Regions from separate parts of the Homo sapiens genome. Here region 2 is linked to region 1. Evidence: chromatin contacts called from ENCODE Hi-C or POLR2A ChIA-PET data. All regions are on one chromosome and are shown on one strand. Each heading gives the region's core, a stretch centred on a gene start or an enhancer-like site at or near the end of the contact. The rest is flanking DNA. Distances are from core to core; before and after follow the strand shown.

The links. A loop is a pair of places that touch in the nucleus more often than their neighbours do. ChIA-PET counts read pairs that join two places held with the same protein, here RNA polymerase II (POLR2A). Pooled maps may share reads with other maps.
Region 2: a loop to region 1 is called in a pooled map, with 4 times the contacts of the local background. The contact joins the promoter of FOXL1 here to the enhancer-like site in region 1. A Hi-C loop is called at or near these places in 1 of 168 maps with a recorded cell type or tissue (naive thymus-derived CD4-positive, alpha-beta T cell), 17 of 37 single-sample maps with no recorded cell type and 11 of 50 pooled maps. POLR2A ChIA-PET finds 5 or more read pairs at or near these places in 1 of 52 experiments (WTC11).

Annotation. Positions count from the first base shown.
Region 1 is chr16:86,494,786-86,502,501 of GRCh38, forward strand. The region is part of intron 1 of FENDRR (FOXF1 adjacent non-coding developmental regulatory RNA); the gene reads right to left. Among named protein-coding and RNA genes, the nearest start is that of FENDRR, 10 kb to the right of the region's middle. RefSeq lists enhancers at 3,514-4,138, 5,716-6,272. Within about 2 kb of position 4,351, at least 4 of the 41 ENCODE cell types and tissues checked have a DNase peak (open chromatin) inside an H3K27ac peak, as active enhancers do.
Region 2 is chr16:86,575,000-86,582,715 of GRCh38, forward strand. FOXL1 (forkhead box L1) reads left to right here and starts at 3,550. Exons shown (of 1, transcript NM_005250.3): 1 at 3,550-7,716. The coding sequence starts at 3,725. The coding sequence ends at 4,762. RefSeq lists an enhancer at 4,410-5,031.

The DNA.
Region 1 (7,716 bases), core at 3,101-5,600:
GCCGCATTAGGGAGCCCCCTACCCCTGGGGAGCGGCCCTTTCTATCTCGCTCCCTCTTTAGCTTGCCGCCCTTCCTTTCAAAGCACCGGGAGAAAAGGCCAACCCCACCCCTGTGAGCCAGCGCGAGGCCGGCTACCTGGGCGCATGCCTGGCCACCCATCACGACAGATTAAACATCGGTGTGAAGGGTTCCTGTGTCTATCCCTCCGCCGAGGGCGCGGAGGGAGCGGGGATGAGGACCAGTCCCGGCACCTGCTGAAGGTTATGCAGAGAATGGAACCCGCGCTGGCGGACAAATTGCAGCGCACAGCTGAGCAGGGCGGCTGGCCCAGCAGGAGGGGCTCCGCGGGGCAATTGCACCCGGCCTCCCACCCCTGGGTGTGCAACTCCAGAGCTTCTGTTCGGAAAACACAGGCCAGCCGGAGCCTGTGACCTCCACGGCCCGAAGAAGAGGGGCGGATTCAGGCCTGTGGCAGCGCGGGCCTTTCGCGCTCCCGCCCCTGTCTGTTCTCAGATTTTTCCCTCGGCTGCTCAACGTCAAGGCTACACAACCCGTCAAGGGAGTGTCAGCGGTGCGCACGGGTTTGACAAATCATAGTTCGCTGAAAGAACGAGGTGCCCGATAACTGTGACTTAGGCGCACTTTATTCTGTCTTGGTCGTTTTTATTTGGGAGGGAGATGTGTTAGGGACTTGCTGTATCCGGTGGAAACTATGATGCTGCTATTCTCAAAAATGCACCTACACACCTAGTTTGCACCTTCCACTTCAATATCCTTTGATCTGGAGATAAAAACACAGCCTTTCGCCTTCCCCATGCTTGACCCACTCTGTTACCCAAGGCCCTGGAAGCAGCCCCCAGGCTGACCCTTGATGGGGGGCAGCAACCTCCCGGCCCCCAATCAAGGGGTCTGCTGCTCTCCTCTGAGGTGGCAGAGGAGAGAAAGTGGGACAAAGTCCTCAAAGAAATGCCTCATCCCCAAGTAACTCACTCCCTAGGCTGTGAGCATTATCGCTACGTCAACTTTGGAGGAGTTGGAAGGAACCACCCTCAGAACAACTCTCCTTCCATGGGGGAGAAAGTTTACAAGCAAAACTTTAATTTGGTCCAGTAATTATCTATCTCTCGATGTCCCCTCTTCCTTGTGAAGTGTTGTTTCCTGGGATCGACTGACTTCTTTACCGCCGGGGTGCTAATCTGATTACCAGGCTGGTGAGCTCGGCCTTCAAAGCGTGTGTGAAGCAGTGTCGGTCTTCTTTGTAGTAACGGGGAAAGCAGAGATTCACAACAGGGCTTGGGGGATGGCGCCCCAGCGGTGCCAGGAGGTCCATCTCTCCAGGTGGAAAACCCAGGCCGGGTGTTCTCTGGGCCCTGCCTTCCACCTGCAGGCGGGCGGGGGTCCAATGAACCCACACCCAGGCTGAACTGGCCAGAAAGGGAGGGAACAGCATCTACACAAGCAGACTATGGCGACCACCAGAGAAAATAGGGCGGACAACCCAAATCTCCCCAGTCAAAGTTCCTCTAGGAAAAGATTAGACACGGCTCCGAAAGTTCCACTGGGCTAGACGCCCGCCGAGTCTCCGTTTCACCTTGTCTGTGGAGACGCAGCTATGCGGTGTCTGATAAGTGGACCGGACCTGGAAGCGCCGGGCTGTGGTCGCCCAAAGGCGTGGTGCCCGCATCAGCCTGGCTGCCCTGACCCAGGAAACACCGACCCTGTCCCAGGGCCACAGACACGGCCCAGGTCACCAGCCTCGTGGGTCAGTCTCTCTCCCGCTGCTGCAAGTCGGGCTGTCTCTCCTGCTGGCCGTTCTCCTCTAACCAAAGCAAAGGAGGGCAGCACCGCCAGGGTCCTTGCCTATCCACGGAGGAAAAGACGGCAGTGGGATCCGGAAAAGGGGGAGAGAAAAAAAAGTTCTCTCGGGATGGAAGGACTTGATAGGGCCTTTAGAAAATCTAATTGCTTAGCCCCAGAAAAAAAAAAAAGGCAGCCGGCCAGGAAATAATGTCAAAATCCGGGCTAATTATATTATTAAAAACAAAGAAAAAAACGAAAATGAAAAGGAGCAGAGCGGTGAAGGGGATAAGGGAGACTGAGTTCTAGCCGCATCCGAGTGTCCCGGAAGCGTTATCTGAGTGCTCCTTAAAAAAAAAGGAGCTGCGGGACTTAAATTAGGGTTTTTCTTATCCACAAACCTGATTGCGCTACCGAGGGTTGGTGGGGGGAACGAGGTGAGGGGGCTGATTGCAAACAGAGGGTTCTCGATTTGGAGAAAGTTAGAGAGGCGGGCAGGGCAATTTCACCCAGTTAGAGGAGGTGGGGGGGAGAAGGTTTCTGCTGGAGGTCCCAGAGCGGCCCAGAGCGCGCTCCCTTTGATTGGGCCTGGGACCAGAGCGCGGCGAGTCTCCGGCGGCCGCGGCGCGATCGGCTGGCTGTTTGTAATTCCATCCTTTTTTCATTAACATAAACACCACTTGAACAAAAATATACACGGCCACCTACTTCGTCGGGAAAGACAGTCCAGCGCCCACCGGCCCGTGCTCGCCCGCCTGCCGAGCCCCGAGTCCCGGCAACGCGCCCCGGGTGCTCCGGTCCACTCGGCACACGCCGCGCGCGGGGCTCGGCCGAGGTGGCTTCGGGTGGCTCTGAAGCCTCGGTCTTCCCGGCTCCCAGGACGCCCCCCCCGCCCCCGCCCCTCCATTCAGCCTGTCATCTCGGCCCTCCGCCGCCTCCGGAGCCCCGACGGAGGTGCTGAGTTGTCAACGCAAATTCCTAGTTAAGCCACTTGTTGATAAACCCTCTAGGCAAATTGGTTCCGTCTTTACCTGCCCGCCCCGCCCCCGCCCCCGGCCCCAGCCGGCGCGCCCCTAATTGCTGGAGGAGCTCGACGCCGGCGGCGGCCTCTGCAGCGAGCTAATTGAGTTGGAACCCGAGCGGTCTTCGTTAAGCCGGACGCAAGGCGGGGACGGGGGAAGGGGGCGGGAGGTGAGACGCAGCCTGGGACCTCCGGCCTGGGGTTGGAGGCCCACGCTTGCTGGGGTGGGCTTTTGGTGGAGGAAGAGCAATCATGCGGAGGGCTCTGCCGCCGGGTTAAGTGGACGCAGCGACTATCTGGCGGTTCTCGGGGGTCTGCGTTCCCTGGTTCACAACCACCCCACCCCCACGCGCCTGTGCACATGTCCCTCCCGCCGCGCAGGGTCTCCGCGGGCGCGCCCCGCCCCAAATAGAGCTTACTACAGTAACCCGGGAGTCTCACATCTGCGCGTCCCCCACCCGCCCACCCCCGCACCGCCTGTACCCCAATTTCGGCCCGCACCCGACCAAATTTTAAAAATTGGGAGGGTTTTGGGGACTGCAATGGAAAATCAGCTGGCCCCGGCCCCAGACTCCGTCTACACTGGCACAGACAGGTGGAGTACAAAGCCGGCTTCCTGGATGATTCAGGCCCCAAATCGTAGGTAGAAATGTGCAAGTAATGGACCTTCGATCTGCTTTCCCTCCCTTAGCACATAATCCGTAGTATTCGCTGTTTCCCGTTGCCCCTATAGACACGCCCCAACCAATCTCGCACTGTAAGTGCATTTCTTGGGTTTTCCGGGGAAAAGCACGGTTCCAGCACCCCAGATTCGTCTACCTTGGATTCCGACCCAGGCGTCACCCTCTAGCGGCAATCTCAGTTGCATCCAGAGAACAGCGCCGAGGCCTCCCACTCCCAACCGTCTCCCCTCCTGGCTGGGGCGGGCAGGGGTTGGGGTTTGAGTATGATCCTGATACCCGGGGCCTGGGCAGTTTTACCACCGCCCAAGGGGCAGTCCCGGCGGGAGACGCGCGGGGCCTGGGTTTCCAGAAGGTGCCTCCCCAAGGGGGCGGGCCCCGGGTGCACCCCGGTGCCCCGAGGCCCCCCAGCCTGAAGGCAGGCCGAATCCGCCCTTGACCAAGTCGAGGCCAAGCGAGTGCGAAAAAGGCGTGTATGAGGGGCCCCAAGACCTTTTCCCAGCCTGAAAAGTTTTCGGCGTTGCAGCTCTGGCGTTCCTGGACCCCGGGCGCTCAGGCGCGCACCCCTCCCCTGGGCTGGTGAAGGTATAATAAACACGGCGTTCACGCCGGCAGGACCCATCATTAGCCCAAACCGCGGTGGAAAGGAGCGCTCGGTTGCAGAGCTAGAACAGCAGTTACCAGCCGGGGCTGCCTGGCACCCTCCCGCCGCCGCCGGCGCCTTCCTGGCCGCCGAGCTGCCTCGCAGCCAGGTCCCAATGCCGACCCCAAGGCGTGCCGCCCCTGGAACCCGCGGGGGTCCCAGGTCCACGCCAAAAGAAACGCGCTCTGCTTCTCCCGGGCGTCAGATGCACCGCCTCGGCCGGACGCCAGCCCTGGACAAATTTTTCCGGGAAGGCGACGTAAAGAATGTCAGACTTGCAAAACCAGAGTGCGCCTCGGTTGCTTAAAATGGAGAGAGAGAGAGAGAGAGAGAAGTCAGGGGCAGGTGGGCAGCGGTGGAGGGGCGGCTGCCCTGGAGTCACGGACTTCAGCAGAGGCGGCTTAGCAAAAAACGCAGAAAAACGTGGGGGCGGCAGCGGAGGGAGTGTTGGACGCTTACCGCTGGTCTCACAAAAGAATGAATTTGATTCCTAATTAAGTTAGTTTTCATGGTGCATTAAATGGATCTCAGCTCAATTTTGGGAAAAAAAACAATGACCCCACTGAGAGAAAGCTTCGCCTGCAGCTGCCAGTGGGAACGAAGTGGTTTTCAAACCCTAAGGGAGGTGGGAGGAGAGGCCAGATAAAAGGATCAATGCTGACCTTGGGTATATAACAAAATATTTAAAATATGTTGCGGTTTATGCTTTTTTAAATAGCGGGTCTTATACATCTACCCATGTCAGGGATAGAATTTTTGCAGGTAATTAATTGCTAACTATTAGGAAAAAATCCCCAGGATGAGAATTAATTGGCACTGGGGTAGAGAAATGCAGAGCACATATGAAAACCAAGTGAACCACAGAAATTCCTTTTAAAAAGGAATAGGCGCTAGGATCTCTGTGTGATCAAATTGGTTAAAGATTTGGTGTATTGCAAACATTGAGAAAATACGTTTCAAAATAAAAGGACTATGAACTTTGAGTGGTTACTTTATGTTTTCGCCTCCATTTGATTTTTAAATTCTAGAGGGTAGAAAGCTTGCTGGCTGGTAACAAGGTGAGCACTGAGTGGCAAGGTGAGAGGCAAAAATAATCATCGCTAAGACGGGGATAACGCGCTTGTTATTTACATTGCTAGGAGCGCTCCAACCCTTAGGCTGAGGAGCAGAGGAGCAGTCTCTATGACACCCCAGGTAGAGACAGTGCCTGGGCCAGTCAGGGCCCCCTACTCCAAGGAATTCTCCTGGGAGGTCTGCTTTGCAGAATGGGGGACAGGGGCCCCTCTGACCTCCAAGGAGCTAAGTCCAAGCGGCTCTAAGGGCCCCGCTTTGCTCGAAGTCCTCCTGCTCCAATTCCTTGACTTGAAAAGAGCCTTCAATAAGGATTCTCCCTGAACACCCAGGGAGGGGCAAAGGGCGAATGAGCGCCTCCCCCAACCCCGCAGCAAAACAGCAACAGACAGTGCTGACGTTGAGGGGATGTTCAGGACAAAACCCCCACCCCTCACCCTCCCTGTCATTTCTCAGAAACTGGACTGTAGGGGGCTGAAGGCTGGGAAGTGGGGGTGGGAGCTGGTGGGGCCTCCCCAGGAGGCCTCAGATTTCCCCTGCTTTCCCCGGGGAGGTGGTCCCAGGCAGGACCCCAGGCTAGAAGCTGTTGTTTTGTTATTAGGTGTTGTGGGAAGCTGGGGAAGGGGGATGCAAGGGCTTTCAAACCTGCCTTAACGTTGCCAGAGCCTCCAAGTAGATGAGGACATTTCCCCTCCCCGCTTCCAGCCTCCCCGCCAACCCCGTGCTTTTCCTGGGCTTGCCAATGGCAGCCCAGAGTCCAGATGCCACAGGGGTCTGCACTGTCGACTTTGGGAGAAGGGAGGGAAGTGCCTTAAAATCGATCCAGCGTTTATTGGGCCCTTACTGTTTGCCTCTGTGCTGCACCTTGCTTTCCTGTCTGTGAAATGGGCTTCAGAACAGCAACTGCACAAATAACAGCAATGCCTCAGCACAGTGCTTGCACACTGCGGGTGCTCAGCCGTTCTCTAATTGTAACAGCATTATCTTTCCATTTAGTCTTCATGGCTGCCCTAGAGCACAGGGACTGTTATTCTTGCCATCCTGCAAAAGAGAAAGGGGGCTCAGAGAGGTCAAGAAGCTGCCCAGGGGCCACAGAGCAGATGGGGCAGCGAGGTGGGATTCTGACCCAGTTCTGGGGCAGCCACTACAATGCGGTGGGGACCCCTTAATGAGGGGCTCTGTCGACTGCAGAGGGTGACTGGGGACCAAGCCCAGCCATGAGAGGATGGGGGCTACATCTGAGACTGTGTCACCGTCTGGATGTTGAGAAGTCATTCTGAGTTCTCCAAGGGCTCAAGGAGGCCGCTGGTTGACCCCCAGGCTCCTCCCAGAGCCCAGAGGGGAAGGTGCTCATTCACCAGCACGCAAGAGCTTAGACTCCCCACTTCTGCTCATGCCTGGCCCTGACCCTAAACTGCCAGGCTTGAAGGGGCTCTGCACCCCCAACAATAACAACCACAGCTAACAATTGCTAACTAATTTAATCAGCTCAGCCACCCAGAAAGGAGGTGCTGTCATTGTTCTTGTTTTGCAGATGAGGAAAACGAAGCACAGAGAGACAAAGCCACCAGCCCATGTCCCCATGTCACACAGCAGTGGAGCGGAGTCTTAGCCAGGTGGGACCCACACTCCCAATCACTAATAGCTATATTTGTTTGTTTAACAATTCGGCCATGGTTTGAGTTTACGGTGCCCATCCCCCCACCCCCACCCCTGCCAGACCCTGCAGGACGCACTTCAGGTGTTCCTTCCCTGGTCCTCATGTCAGCTCTGTGGATGGGGACTGAGGCACCGAGAGATTTAAATCATTTGCTCAAGGCCAGAGCTAATGCCAGGGTCAGGACGGAACCCTTCTCCACCTCTGGGACCCTTCCTGCATTAGCGGGGTTTTAAACTCAGAGCTGAGAATGGGGGCCTCTGGAGTGGGGCTCTGGCCACCCCAAACCCCACTTCTTCCTCAGGGTACTTCCCTGCAGCCAACCAAGGAAATCCATCCATGTGAATGGAATCTGTGTATGCGTGTGCTTGTATTGTGCGCTCTCTGTGTGTGCATTTGTGTGTTCTCTGTGTGTGCGTGTGTGTGCATTTGTGTGTCCTGTGTGTGTTCTGTGTGTGCCTGTGTGTGTATTTGTTTTCTGTGTGTATTTGTGTGCTCTGTCTGTGTGAGGTGTGTGTGTGCACGTGTTGTGTGTATGTGCCTGTGCATGTGTGTGTGTTGCTGCCTCCCTGCACGTCTTTGCCTTCCATCCACACCTCCCTCACTGTGCTGAGTCCCCGATTCTCCCACAATCTTTGTATATGTCTCTTGGGGCCTCGCCCCTGTCCCTGAGCCTCTAGATTCTCTGAATTCTGATGAGGGAATATCCTCGGTCTCTCTCTGGGGTGGGCCGGGGTTCCTCTGTCTCCCTGTGCCTCTGTTCTGCGTGCACCCCACCTGGCTCCCACCCTGAACTTTTCTTCTTTACTGACTTGCCAGGGGCTGTGTTACCTTTGCCCACGCCAG
Region 2 (7,716 bases), core at 2,300-4,799, 79 kb after region 1:
GATTATTTTCTGTCTTTGGAGCACTTCCTCATGGGACACCTGAGGCAGGTTAACTTACAGGGCGTTGTTCAGTTTCCTGGTTTGCAAAATGGGAGCGACAAAGGTTTCTATTAGGGCTGCTGTGAGGATGAAATGGCTCAGTACATTCTAGTTATTCATATTATTATCATCTGTCTCCAATGTTTTTAGGTTGTCAGTAAGGTGAGGGGCTAAACCCTTCATCTTTCCACCGCAGCTCTTCTCAAACATGCTACACGCGGTTGAATCATGCATACGTATGTAACACACACACAAGTCGTACATGCGGTAACTGTCTTTACGTTTGGAAAAGTGATGCAGATGTTTGGAAAGCGACACAGATTACTGTTAACTCAGGTTTCTGCTTTTTGCTTTCCAGTGAGGAAGGTTGAGTGGATGGCTTGGGGCGCAGTGGGAGGAGCTCTTGTCTCTCACCCGTCAGCCTTTTTATCTGAGGCCGTTTTCATCACCAATGCCTGGTCTCTGATCTGCCTCCCTGAGGAACGCACATGCGCTTTGTCCCAGGACTGGGAAGGAGGCTGACTACCCTCATCCCACGCTGAACCCCGTTTCTGCTCAAGCCTCAGAGTTGGAAACTCCAGTCCTTCTGGAGCATCCGGGCAGGCCAGAGATCTCAGGCTTTTCTTGCAGGCTGGGAGGTGAGCCCTCACCAAGTGACTTCTCAGATGACGCGCTTTTCTGGGATCCGAGGCTTATGAATCTACAGGGAACATTCAGTGTCCCCATCTGGCTCTCTAGGACACTCGTTCTAGAGGCCCGCCCGGCCGTCTCCCAGCTCGGCTGCCCCCCGCAGGCCCTTCGCTCTGGCCTCAGCCAACAGAGCCTCCGCACGAGGGCGCATCCGCTCTCGGACTCCTAGGGCTTGAGCCTGCACTCCCCGGAAATATGGAAATTGCCCCAGCGCGGGGTTCCTTCTAACAGAGGCCCCTCCTAGGCTCAGGTTACAAACTCATCAATCACCCGGGAGCCCGGGATTCAAACCCGCTCTGGAGCGGGGCTGGGGCGCAAAGCCGGAGTTCTACAGCTGAAACCTCCCGGAGACTTTGCACACTTCTGCAAACGCGCGGGGCTGGGTGTGCGTCTCCAAACCGCGACTAGAGCGTGGGCATTTGTTTTTTGTTTTTTGGTTTTTCTCTCTCTCTCCTAATCTCTCTCTGTCTCTTTCTCGCTCTCTTTTTTTTTTTTTTTTTTTTGCTTTACTATCGGTGCCCCGCCCACCAGCCTCCCGTGTCTCCGCCCACGTCCCGCCCATTACCAAATCGGGCAGTATTTATCACCGTACAAATTCAAGCTCGGATTTGCCTTAGAGTTTAGAAGACGCGCCGGGACGGCGGGAGTTTCGGTAGAGGCAGGGATGTGCGTGCTGGACTTCGGGTGCCGCGTGGGGAGCTCCAGGAGGGGCTGTGGGATAGGAAGGTGGGGAAAGGGTTGCATAGTGACACCGGTTTATCTCTCGGTCTGGGTGTGTTGGAGCGAGCGCCGAGGCTGGAGAAGGAACTGGATCCAAACTTGAGCTTGCTGGGGGCGCGCGGCCCCGGAGAGGTTGGGTGACCCCAGAGACTGTGGGGCCTGCGGGTTGCAAAGGCGCTGGCATTGAGGTTTCTTCACCCCAAGTTTGAAAGGGGTACGCGGGTGAGAGCGAGTGGTAACGAAAAGACAAAGCCTCGCCCCTCCTGGCCAGAGGTTCACCCCCAGGACCTAGGCGGGCGCGGCCGGGCTGCTCGCTGGACCCACGTTAGAGGAGCAGGGCCGCGGAGGGAGGCCCGAGGTGTCCCAGGGACTGGCCTGTCGCTCCCGCAGGCAGTGCCGGTACCCAGGCCGGTTTTTCCACCCTTCCTGCGACTTCCTTTTTGGTATTTTAAATTTACCCGCTCCCCTGCGGTCTACTTATTCCATGGGCTGGATACCCAGGAACCCCAAACACACGGGTTATTTCTGATTTTCTCATTTTGAAAAAGGATGCCCGCCACGTTTCCGTGTTCAGAGGCTACCTGGGCACTCACATCCTCAGCCGGGTGTGGCAGCGGCAGACACTCCCCCTACCCCTGTAAGTGCCCTCGGTGCCTCTCCCTCCTTCCTGGCCCACTGGCAGTGGGCCATTTCTACACCCACCTGCCATCCTCCCCCTTCCCTCATCTCTTTGACATGCTCACACGATTTGCTCAATGAGACGCCAGTTATCCGAATGTGTGTGTGTGTGTGTGGGTGTGTGTGTGACAGTGTGTGTGTGTTTTAATATTCAGGGGGTGGTCATAAACAGGAAGTAGTCACACTAGGTGCCTCTACCCTTACCCTAACCGGTGGAGTGGGGAGGAGAGGCCCCCTTCGAAATCAGCATGATTCAGGATTTTTTATTCAAACAGTGATGTGGGAAAATGTAAAATGAGATGGGGGTGGAGGGCCGCGTACACCCCAGGGTGGGTGGATACAGGGAGAGCAAGCAGGCTTCCCAAATGCCTAATGTAATCACGGGCCAGCTGCATGCACTTGTAAAGTTGTTATAACCCCCTCCTTGTTATAAACAGGAAAGCCCAGAATATAAAGCTGGAGACCCACATTCACAAATACCAGGCCTCCCGCGCCAGCTGCCACGGCCTCCTTTTATGGTGTTCCTCTCTTGCAACCTTGGCCCCATCAGGAGGACCTTACTTTTGCCCCCGGTTCTCTAAATGGGTTTATTTTGAAACCTTCCTCAATGGAGCTGTGGACCATGAGCTCTTCCCCAGGCCCCCAGTGCCTTAGGCCTTCCCTTCCAGAGAGACTGGGCTCCCAGAGTCCACTTTCCCTCCGATTTCCGGAGAGCCCTGGAAGGGAGGGTGTGGGAGAGCAGGTCCCTAGAGAGTGCCACCTCCTACTGGGTCTGCCACCTGTTTTTCCAGGGAGGGCCGCATCCCCTTCTCAGCAGACACTCAGGCTTCTTAGATACTCTCCCTGCCCCAATCTAAAAGGTTCCTAGGACCTCAGAAAGTGTTTTACTAGACTGTGGCATCTCGATATCTCCGGTTAAGCCTGGGAGAAGAAAAGACCTTTTGTGGGAGGCCCTGGCGTTATGGGGCTCCCCCAGGCCAGCGTAAAACTCATCCCTGCACACCCACCCCCATCTCCACCTCTCCTTCCTGGCTCAGCAGACCCTGCTCTGAGCCACCGCAGTCTACATCCTGCCTCACTGACTGTGTGTGCTTACAGCGTCAAGGGGTGGACGTGATATTTCAAACATCAGATCAGTGCGTTTATATATTGGGTGCCCGGAAATTTTTCCAAATAAACACAGCTTGATTCAACTTGGGTGGGCGGACTTATCAACAGACTAATTCTATAAACAAATGAAGGAATAGCCCCAAAACCGATTGGCTGGTATCAAAAAGACACGTGGAGGGAAAAGCTTGGAGTTTTTCAGCAATGAAATTTTAATTAATGTGGGTGGGCTGAGAACACAAGGACTGTTTATCATAGACAATTTATTTTCCAGGGCTAAGTCAACATATAACAGCAAACTTACAACAATTATTTAACATTTTTAAAGCCATGAAGAAGGGACAGAGCACGGAGCGGCCGGGGAGAGCGGCAGAGCCAGAGGCAGAGGCACGGCTGGCTCCCCGGGAGGGCCCTTGCGGCGCGGGGCGCAGTGCCTAGGCCGCCCGGGTCTCCTGCGTTGCGGGGAGCGCAGCGCAGGCTCTCGCTTGCCATGAGTCACCTCTTCGATCCCCGGCTGCCTGCCCTGGCCGCCTCGCCCATGCTGTATCTGTACGGTCCCGAGAGACCCGGCCTCCCTCTGGCCTTCGCCCCCGCGGCTGCTCTAGCTGCCTCGGGCCGGGCCGAGACCCCGCAGAAGCCTCCCTACAGCTACATCGCGCTCATCGCCATGGCGATCCAGGACGCGCCCGAGCAGAGGGTCACGCTCAACGGCATCTACCAGTTCATCATGGACCGCTTCCCCTTCTACCACGACAACCGGCAGGGCTGGCAGAACAGCATCCGCCACAACCTCTCGCTCAACGACTGCTTCGTCAAGGTGCCCCGCGAGAAAGGGCGGCCGGGCAAGGGCAGCTACTGGACGCTGGACCCCCGCTGCCTGGACATGTTTGAGAACGGCAACTACCGGCGCCGGAAGAGGAAGCCCAAGCCGGGCCCCGGGGCCCCGGAGGCCAAGAGGCCCCGCGCCGAGACGCACCAGCGCAGCGCGGAGGCGCAGCCGGAGGCGGGGAGCGGGGCAGGGGGCTCGGGCCCCGCAATCTCCCGCCTGCAGGCAGCGCCCGCGGGCCCCTCGCCCCTCCTGGACGGCCCCTCTCCGCCGGCGCCCCTCCACTGGCCGGGGACCGCGTCCCCGAACGAGGACGCTGGTGACGCTGCCCAGGGCGCAGCGGCCGTGGCGGTCGGCCAGGCAGCGCGCACAGGGGACGGCCCGGGGTCCCCTCTGCGCCCCGCCTCCCGCAGCTCTCCGAAGAGCTCCGACAAGTCCAAGAGCTTCAGCATAGACAGCATCCTGGCGGGAAAGCAGGGCCAGAAGCCGCCTTCAGGGGACGAACTCCTAGGGGGTGCCAAGCCTGGGCCCGGCGGCCGTCTGGGTGCCTCGCTCCTGGCCGCCTCCTCCAGCCTCCGTCCGCCTTTCAACGCTTCCCTGATGCTCGACCCGCATGTCCAGGGCGGCTTTTACCAGCTCGGGATCCCCTTCCTCTCTTATTTCCCCCTGCAGGTTCCCGACACGGTACTCCACTTCCAGTAAAGCAAACAATGGCACGGTTCTTCTCCCGGCCCAGCCTGAGCCTCCGCTGAGCGAAAGGCCACAGCTCCCACCGGCGGAGGATTTTAAAATGATCTTTGCCTGGGTCGGCCTGTGGGTTCAGGGAAGTGTTACCAACCATTGCGCGCAGGTGGGCGCGCTCGCCTGCCTTCTCCGAAGCAAACTTTTCCCAGCAACTGGGAGCAGCTACGGAGACTTAAAAGATCCCCGCGGGGTCGTGGGCACCGCACGTGGGCCCTGCAGGGACCTCCACCGCGGGAGATTCCTTGACGTTTGACCTGTCTAATGGAGTGTGGTCTTCAGCCGCCCACCGCAGGTCCTGCGAGTCCCGGGCATGCAAGGGCCCGCAGACCACCCAAGGCAGGCCTTACAGGTGCAGTTGAGGTCCTTTCGACCGGGGACCCCCGTATGACCGTCGCCTGCTTCGCTGTTGCCGTGTGGCTCAGGCCTTGGTTTTGAGCCCATCTGGGTGGTGGGTGGTCACAGCTGGGTTTGTTCCTGACTTGAAGTTGTGGAGGTGCCGGGGGTGACCCCGGGTTTTCAGGTTTTCTGAGAGATGTAGGGCCCGATGAGGATTTATGACCAATGTTCAGCTATAGAAGCTGATAACCACCCAGAGCAATAACACTTTTATTTTAAACAGAGACTTTTTCTCTTAATTTCTTTCTGGGTAGTAAAAAGAACATGTTTCATTCTTTGCATAAATACTTGACTCTAAGCATTGACCTTTGAAAACGCTTGTATTAACAATTTTTATTAAGAAAGTGCACTCTATATAACATCTTCTTGCATTACGATAGCTCATTAGCCAATACACATGCAGCTATGTAAGCCACAACAGCAGACGTCCTATCCTTTTGCTTTTGTTTTTAAGGGATCAAAATATTTCAAGGGATACCATGAGGAAGGGTGTGAGGGGAAGGGGATATGCCTTGGACAATGTCAGAGTTTTGATTTCCATGTTTTTTCAAGATCCAGGCTTGGTGGTCGCTATATTTTTCAGAAACAGATAATGAAAGACTACATTTAATTTAAAAAGTTGGGTGAAACAACCAAAAGCAGATGCAGAGAGAGAGAGGGATGAATGCGGGGGAAGAATAAGGGGACGTGCTGGTGTCCGCTGGAAGGGGCCTCTCTGGGCCCCAGAGGACCTGAGGTTTGATGGCAGGAATCTCCCAGACACTCCTGGCCCCCGCACCCCCTGCAGCCGCCCGCTCTTCCCTCCCAGCCCTGCCAGGCAGGCCTGGAGGCTGATACTAAATCAAAACCTTAAAGAGGTGACTGGCAGTCTGGGGAGGGGAGAAGAGGTCTGCAACGAAAATCTAATTAAGAACATTGAGATGTTCACAACCAAGTTCAGCTTGCAGCTTCCGGGGAAATGCAACCGACCTCTATGCCATCTCTAGCTGGGTAATCTTCGAGGCCCTGAAATGCAATTTTCTGAACCTCTAAGTCACTTTTATTTTATGTCATGTGATAAAGACACAAGTAGTCACGCACTATTGGAAATAGGTTGGGAGGGAGGTCTTTAAGATCGCTTTTAAAATAGTTTCCAGGACTTGTCTAAAAATGATGACAAACTTTGAATCCAGAGGGCCTGTTGGTCAATGTGTTGGAAAGGACATTTCAGGCCGGCAGAGTAATTGGATAATTCACAGGCATAGAGGTGACTTTTGGAAAATTCATTCTCCTATCCATGCTGAACCAGGCTTCCACGACTGGGTTCTACCCAGGCCAGTGGGAAGACTCTGGGAAACTTCAGGCCAGCCTTGATTGGAAGAACTTCCAGGAGGAGCCATTGCTGAGATCCAGGCTCACTGTGATTCACTGAAAATGTAGCGAAAGGGCTGTCACTGGATATTTTGCTATCCCAAACTCTCAGCCTCTGTGAATAAAGTTGTTTTTTCATTAACCTCTCAGTGACTGGTTCAGTGGATTACTGGAGGGAAATAAACAAACAGTGTAATAAGAAAGAGGAGACTGGGATTATATCTGGGAGTCGTGTTAGCATCTCAGGAGGCTCTGGCTTCTGAGGGGTAAACACACAGATGGAGGGGAAGGAGTGGAGAGGATGCCGGGCCCAGGAAGCTGCCTCCATATCAGAAAGCACGATGAGTTAATTCTGCCGTATTGAATCGGTTTTTAATCTTTCCTTTTTCTTTTTTGTGTTTGTATGTTATCTTGGGAGGTTTTGTTAATTTGTGATGGCTATGTTTTGAAGAAGCAAATAATTTGATACTGCAGTTTTAAAAGGGTCGTATTTTAAAGTTACTATTCCAAAAAGTATTGTACGAATGTTACTTTTATGACACAGAAAAAATGCAGATGTATCCACTTTGTGTGTTTATACATGCATAAAGAGAAATTCTATTTAATCCCAACTTTTGTCTGGTTTAGAAAAGCTAAGACAAGTGGATACTGAGGTCGTTTTTATGTAATCTATATAATTGCATGTGTATTCCTTCCTCCTGAACCAAAAAGAGGAGGTTTGGGTCTTACCAATCCGAATAGCTGTTCTATTGATCCATATTTAATCGTTGGCTCAAAATTATGGCTCAATAAGGTCAATAGTTTCTGCTCTTAATTAAAACAAAATCTCAGCTATAATTAGGGTGAGCCAGAAGCAAGCTTATCATTGTACTCTTAGGCAATCTGAAGGAATACCTCTCTGCTCTCATCTAAACAAAGGGAACAGATCTGTCTTCTGTAAATGATCTTTGGTTCAAGCCCTGATTACACACACACACAAACAAATACCCACACACATATGAGTGCACTGATCATAATGAGGATATGGCAGGCACATGTTTGATAACAAAGTGTGTATACATATGTACACGTTTATATATATGTATATACATATATATACATGAATGTGTAGGGGTGTGTGTGTGTATTTGTTCTGTGTACATGAATGCTCATAAATGTATCTTTTT